2 separate regions of the Homo sapiens genome follow, and region 1 is linked to region 2. Evidence: read pairs that join two places in POLR2A ChIA-PET (ENCODE). Cell type or tissue: Panc1. All regions are shown on one strand. Each heading gives the region's core, and the rest is flanking DNA. Links, peaks and the distances in the headings are about the cores only. Region 1 overlaps VPS13D (vacuolar protein sorting 13 homolog D). Region 2 holds the start of MIR6730 (microRNA 6730).

The links. Peaks named below come from ENCODE experiments on the same cell type or tissue, not always from the same donor. Only the 100,000 strongest peaks of a DNase experiment are listed, where the experiment ranks them.
Region 1: POLR2A ChIA-PET joins it to region 2 with 12 read pairs; 5 of 35 experiments call an interaction of 5 or more read pairs at or near these places.

What each region holds. Positions count from the first base shown.
Region 1 is chr1:12,487,702-12,490,615 of GRCh38, reverse strand. The region is part of intron 67 of VPS13D (vacuolar protein sorting 13 homolog D); the gene reads right to left. Among named protein-coding and RNA genes, the nearest start is that of SNORA59A, 18 kb to the left of the region's middle. In Panc1, for the core only: no CTCF peak of the experiment used is centred there; no DNase peak of the experiment used is centred there; H3K27ac peaks cover 2,258 bases.
Region 2 is chr1:12,577,225-12,580,138 of GRCh38, reverse strand. It overlaps DHRS3 (dehydrogenase/reductase 3), which reads left to right. Exons shown (of 6, transcript NM_004753.7): 3 at 727-846; 4 at 1,183-1,421. MIR6730 (microRNA 6730) reads left to right here and starts at 1,116; the gene lies at 1,116-1,182. In Panc1, for the core only: no CTCF peak of the experiment used is centred there; no DNase peak of the experiment used is centred there; H3K27ac peaks cover 88 bases.

The DNA.
Region 1 (2,914 bases), core at 96-2,595, 90 kb after region 2:
CTATCTCGGACCTGTAGCTCCCATCATGCCATAGGCTGCAACTACCTCTGACGTGTAGCTCCCTCCTCTTGGCCACATGCATCTACTTCTAAAGACGAAGTGGAAAAGCATTTCTTCTCCATAAACAGATTTTACTCCTTTCAGTGCAAACTGTAATCAGAGAAGACTCTATTAGAGGATGAAAATTTCTAAAGTTTGCCTCTGTTTACATGAGAAATTCTTCCCCAAGGTTTCAAGAGAAAGAGAAATACACCTTCTAGAACCCACTCAAAGATAGTATTCAATCCGTAGGTTGGGACAATTTGGATTTTGGACACATGGAAAATAGGTTGGGCAGAAAGAAACCCTATGCTAGTAGAGATTGGTTCTTAAATGGAATTACTGACTAAGGATCCAAACTAGGGTAGCCAGAAAAACGAGCCTACTTAGAGCCCTGCAAATGGTTTGTGCCTGCCTCCTCCAGTCCCCTATTCAACCAACCTTTCCCAAACTATCATATGCAGAGGCCAGCACTAGGTCCTGAAGAAGACTGGGATGAATTAAGTATCCAGGGAGCTTACAGCAATTCAGTGGAGGAGATGAACAGAAATGGCAACAAGAACACAGCAGGGAAGCAGTAGGAGAGACAGGGAGCACTAGAGTAGGCAGCATAATATAATGGCTGAGAGGATCGGCTCTGGAGCCAGCCTGCCCAGTGGGTTTGAATCCCAGCTCCACCACTTACGAACTGTAACCACAGGCAAATTATGTGACTTCTTGGAGCGATGGTTTTCTCATCTATAAAGTGGGGGTAATGATGGGTTGTTGTGAGGAGTAGATAAGTCAATACATGTACAGTGCTTAGAACAGAGTCTAGCACATAATAGGCACTCGATAAAATGCTACCTATTCTTTTTATTAGTGTATTATTTAGAGTGCCATGGGTGCACACGAGGAACCCTAGTTGAGGTGTCTGGGATCTAAGATGGGCTAGGGTGTAACATCCAACCTCTTGTACTTAGTTTTCCTACTGGGGAGGCTCACTGCTTCAAACTGAAGTATTTTCCTTTCCCCTTTGCTTTCTTGTTAACATTCTACTTACCTCTCCCTAGAGTTCTCAAGTCATACATGCATAACACACATAAAATCCCATGTTGTACTATTGCCATTGAAAATGTAAGAAAGATGTTGATTCAAGAAATCATTAGAAATTATATTGATATTGTTAAGTTTTTAGCAATTTGACATCCAGCAGCAGGGATGACATTTCCTGGGCTGGGTTTTCTCCCATCAGTGGGATTCACACCTGACTTGTTTATAGGGGTCAAGGCTTCCCATAATTTAACACATGTTTTGGGGACCCCATGACACTGCAACTGTGACAGCTGGTAGGACTAATGCCAACAGATACACCTATTGGGATTTAAACTCTAAGACAAAAATACTCCAGATTTTTTTTCTTAGTCAACTGCCTCAGGGGCGAGACTACCTGTTAATGGCTGGGTGGGGAGGGGCAGAGTTACTTTATAAAGAATTCCAAGAAAATAGATCATGTTATAGTAAGAATGGAGCCTAAAAGGCTTGGATTTCTTTAAAGGCCATAATTTTTGCATGCATTCTGGGTTTGCTTTGCTTTTACAAAATAGTAGACAACCTATAAAGTGGTTTGCAACTTTCAACATCATGGAAGAACAAGGCGCTTTACAATTGTAAGCTTTCTTTGTGTTCTAAGTAGAACATTCTGAGTCAGAGAGTGTAGTGCTTATTGGAATCTCTCAAGCCATTATCAAATTCCTTGCTAACCTGTCACCTCTAATGCCAATCCCAAGATATTTCACAAGGACCGAAATACACCATCTCTGGTAAGCTTTATTTTGTGGCTATTAAGTACGCATGCTAATAATAACAAGCTGATTACATTAATAAACCATACATTTTCACTACTTTTTTTTTTTTTTTTTTTTTTTGGTTCAAATGATTTTCCTGCCTTAGCCTCTGAAAGTGCTGGGATTGCAGGTGTGGGCCACCGTGTCCAGCCCAATATTTTCAGATTTATTTCTGGCAAATGATTATATAATCTTTTTCTTTCAATGTTTATATATTATCTACCTTCTCCCAAAGTTGACCTCTTTTAAGAGAAGAGATGAAATTTAAGAACAAAGTAGTATAAAGGAACAAACATAGACTGGAAAAAGACAAACACAGGCTGAAATCCCAGTCACTTATTAGCTGGGTGACACTGAAGAAGTTACTAGATTGTTCTTAGCCTCAGATTCCTCATCAATAGGTGAGAACTTAATACCTACTTGGTTGATAATGTTGAGATAAAATATGAAGAATGTGTAGCATAGTGCCTGGCACATAGTAGGTACTTGTAAAAGTTAATCATCTCCCTCTTTCCTACCTTTATTCAGAATTATTGGGTGTCAAGTCCATTGAAAATACCAAAATGCGAAAGTGCAGTATTTAAAATTGTATCTGGACGGAGCACCCTGGGGGACAAGTTCTCCTGGACCTGTCTGAATGACTCCTGAGGAGCACACCCCATGTGGGTACAGAGGTGTTTTCTGAAGAAAGGAGTGCTTAAAACGTTTTCACTCACCTGACCCACTCCCATCCATATCCTGTTGCCTGACAGAGCTTTTTAAAACGAGCTAGAGCAAATCAAACTAGCAGCTCAATGAATTACACCAGATATCAAATTCTCATAATTGAAATTAATGAAGTTTTAGAAAAGTGCCATTAATAAAACTCACAGCAGGCGCTTTCAAAAAAAAATTTCAGGGGTAAAACACTTTCTGCAAATGAAGTTTGTAACACAATCTTAGTACGTACAACCGCTGACAATGAAGCTGCCTTGACTGAAGTGGGGGAGGCGTGTGTCCTAACTGTCACCTCTCCCCTGGGAAGCCCTGAAGCCCCCTCCCCCAGGGCC
Region 2 (2,914 bases), core at 64-2,563:
GTTTTTATGTCGCAGTAAACTCATTTATTATAAATATGCTGTGTGCCAGGTACGGTGTGTGCCATAAATTATTTCTCCTCCTCAGAACAGTCCTGGTGCGGCATTAGCCCCATCTCACAAATCAAGACTGGCGCTCAGAGACGCAGTTCTCTTCCCCAGGCCCTGTGGCTGCTGGTGGTACGGCCAGGTGGCTGCTGGGCCTCTATGTATGCAGGATAACTGGAACTAGGCTGGCAGAAAGTGGCCTGCGGGAAGGAATATCTAAGAAAAACTTGTAAATAACACATCAATTGATTGATCATAAATGGACTCAGAAATTACTCGTTCACTTAGGAGTAAGCCATATCCCTTTTAAAAAGTATATTGGACCGGGTGCGGTGGCTCACACCTGTAATCCCAGCATTTTGGGAGACCGAGGCAGGCGGGTCACTTGAGGTCAGAACAAGATTAGCCTGGCCAACATGGTGAAACCCCATCTCTACTAAAAATATAAAAATTAGCCAGGCATGGTGGCAGGAGCCTGTAATCCCAGCTACTTGGGAGGCTGAGGCATGAGAATCGCTTGAACCCAGGAGGCGGAGGTGGCAGTGAGCCGAGATGGTGCCACTGCACTCCAGCCTGGACAACAGAGTGAGACTCCATCTCAAAAACAAACAAACAAAAAACATATATCGTTGGCCCTGGGCTGGCTGCCCTCATGGCCCCGTGGCTCCCTCTCGCCTGCAGGTGGGTGACATCACCATCCTGGTGAACAATGCCGCCGTGGTCCATGGGAAGAGCCTAATGGACAGTGATGATGATGCCCTCCTCAAGTCCCAACACATCAACACCCTGGGCCAGTTCTGGGTAAGGGCTATCCGGGGCCAGAGCCAGCCCCGGGCGTGCAGGGAGCCCAGGCAGGATGGAGGGGAGGGGATGATTTGCCAGGGCTTGGGCTCAGGCCAGCAGGGATGTCCACGAACAAGGTGGCCAGACAAGACGAATGACCAGCTCTAGGACACATCAGACTTTGTGAAATATGCTCGGTGTCCTGGGGCAGGGAGCCCTCGGCCCTCTCCCTCGCAGGAAGGCTCGGGCCCTAGAGCATCATGTGTGTCCGGGGTGGGCTGTTCTCCCCGAAAGAAAGGTGGAGGGGTTGTCAGAGCTGCAGCTGCTCCACCCTGACACCCCATCTGCCCTCAGACCACCAAGGCCTTCCTGCCGCGTATGCTGGAGCTGCAGAATGGCCACATCGTGTGCCTCAACTCCGTGCTGGCACTGTCTGCCATCCCCGGTGCCATCGACTACTGCACATCCAAAGCGTCAGCCTTCGCCTTCATGGAGAGCCTGACCCTGGGGCTGCTGGACTGTCCGGGAGTCAGCGCCACCACAGTGCTGCCCTTCCACACCAGCACCGAGATGTTCCAGGGCATGAGAGTCAGGTCAGTGAGCAGGGGACCCACCTTGAGACCAGCCTTCTCACCTGCCTCCCCAAGCCATTCAGTCAGCCAACTGCAGAAAGAGCTCTGATATAAAAATCGGGCTAGGCACGGTGCCTCATACCTATAATCCTAGCATTTTGGGAAGCCAAGGCAGGTGGATCGCTTGAGCCCAGCAATCCAGTTTGAGACCAGCCTGGGCAGCATGGAGAAACCCTGTGTCTAAAAAAAATAAAAAATTAGCTGGGCATGGTGATGCACACCTGTATTCCCAGCTATCTGGGAGGCTGAGGTGGGAGGATCAATTGCTTGAGCCCAGGAAGTTGAGGCTGCAAGTGAGCTGTGATTGTGCGACTGCACTCCAGCCTGGGAGAGAGAGTGAGACCCTGTCTCAAAACAAAAAGTCACCAAGGAGCCTCTACCCTCTGTTTGACGCTGTCTTACCTGGTTCTCGGTCTGCAAGGCAGTGATGCCACGATGGGGAGGGTCCTGCTGCTTGGTTCAGGGAGCTTATAGGAAACTACCAGAGCTACAGGCATGCAGCGGGATGTGTCTAAAGGTCAAATGAGGGAGATGCACCTCCACAGCGTCGTGCAGGGCGAAGGGAGCTTGAGACATAGGGTGCATTCTGCCTGGTTCCACCTGTATGAAGTTCCAAAACAGGCAAAACTGGGTTAGGGTGATGGAAATCAGACCCGTGGCTTCCCCTGGAGGGCTGGGGGTGTAACCTGGGAGGGAGGCGAGGGAACTAGCAAGACCTTCAGAAATGTTCTCTCTTCTTGAACTTAGCAGTCATTAAATACGTGAAAGTTAATCAAACTGTCTGCTTAAGATGTATACCTTTTGTTATATGCAAATTATAGCTCAATTTATTTGTTTGTTTATTTAGTTATTTATTGAGATGGAGTTTCGCTCCGTTGCCCAGGCTGGAGTGCAGTGGCGCGATCTCGGCTCACTGCAACCTCCACCTCCTGGGTTCAAGTGATTCTCCTGCCTCAGCCTCCCGAGTAGCTGGGATTACAGGCGTGCGCTTGCACCCAGCTAATTTTTGTATTTTTAATACAGACGGGGTTTCACTATGTCGGCCAGGCTGATCTCAAACTCCCAACCTCAGGTGATCCACCCACCTCAGCCTCCCAAAGTGCAGGGATGACAGGTGTGAGCCACCACGCCTGGCCGTAGCTCAATTTAAAATGAGTAATAGGGAGGTCCCACCACTCCTCCTCCAAACCAGTTAAGTCAAGGGGAACGGGGACCACTGGTCTAGAGCTCATGCCACCTGGGGTGGTGACTCCCTCATAGCTGTGATGTACTCTGTGACATTGGGTCCCGTTAATTACTGCTGTGGCTGATCTGCAAGATGGGGTGCGCGAATGTCTCCATCATAGGTTCTGCAGTGAGGACAAAGTGGAATCTGGCAGGGAACACCGTGTGTGGTACATATTAAGTGCCCAATAAATGGCGCTTTAATGATGTGCAGTTATGTAGGGGCATGA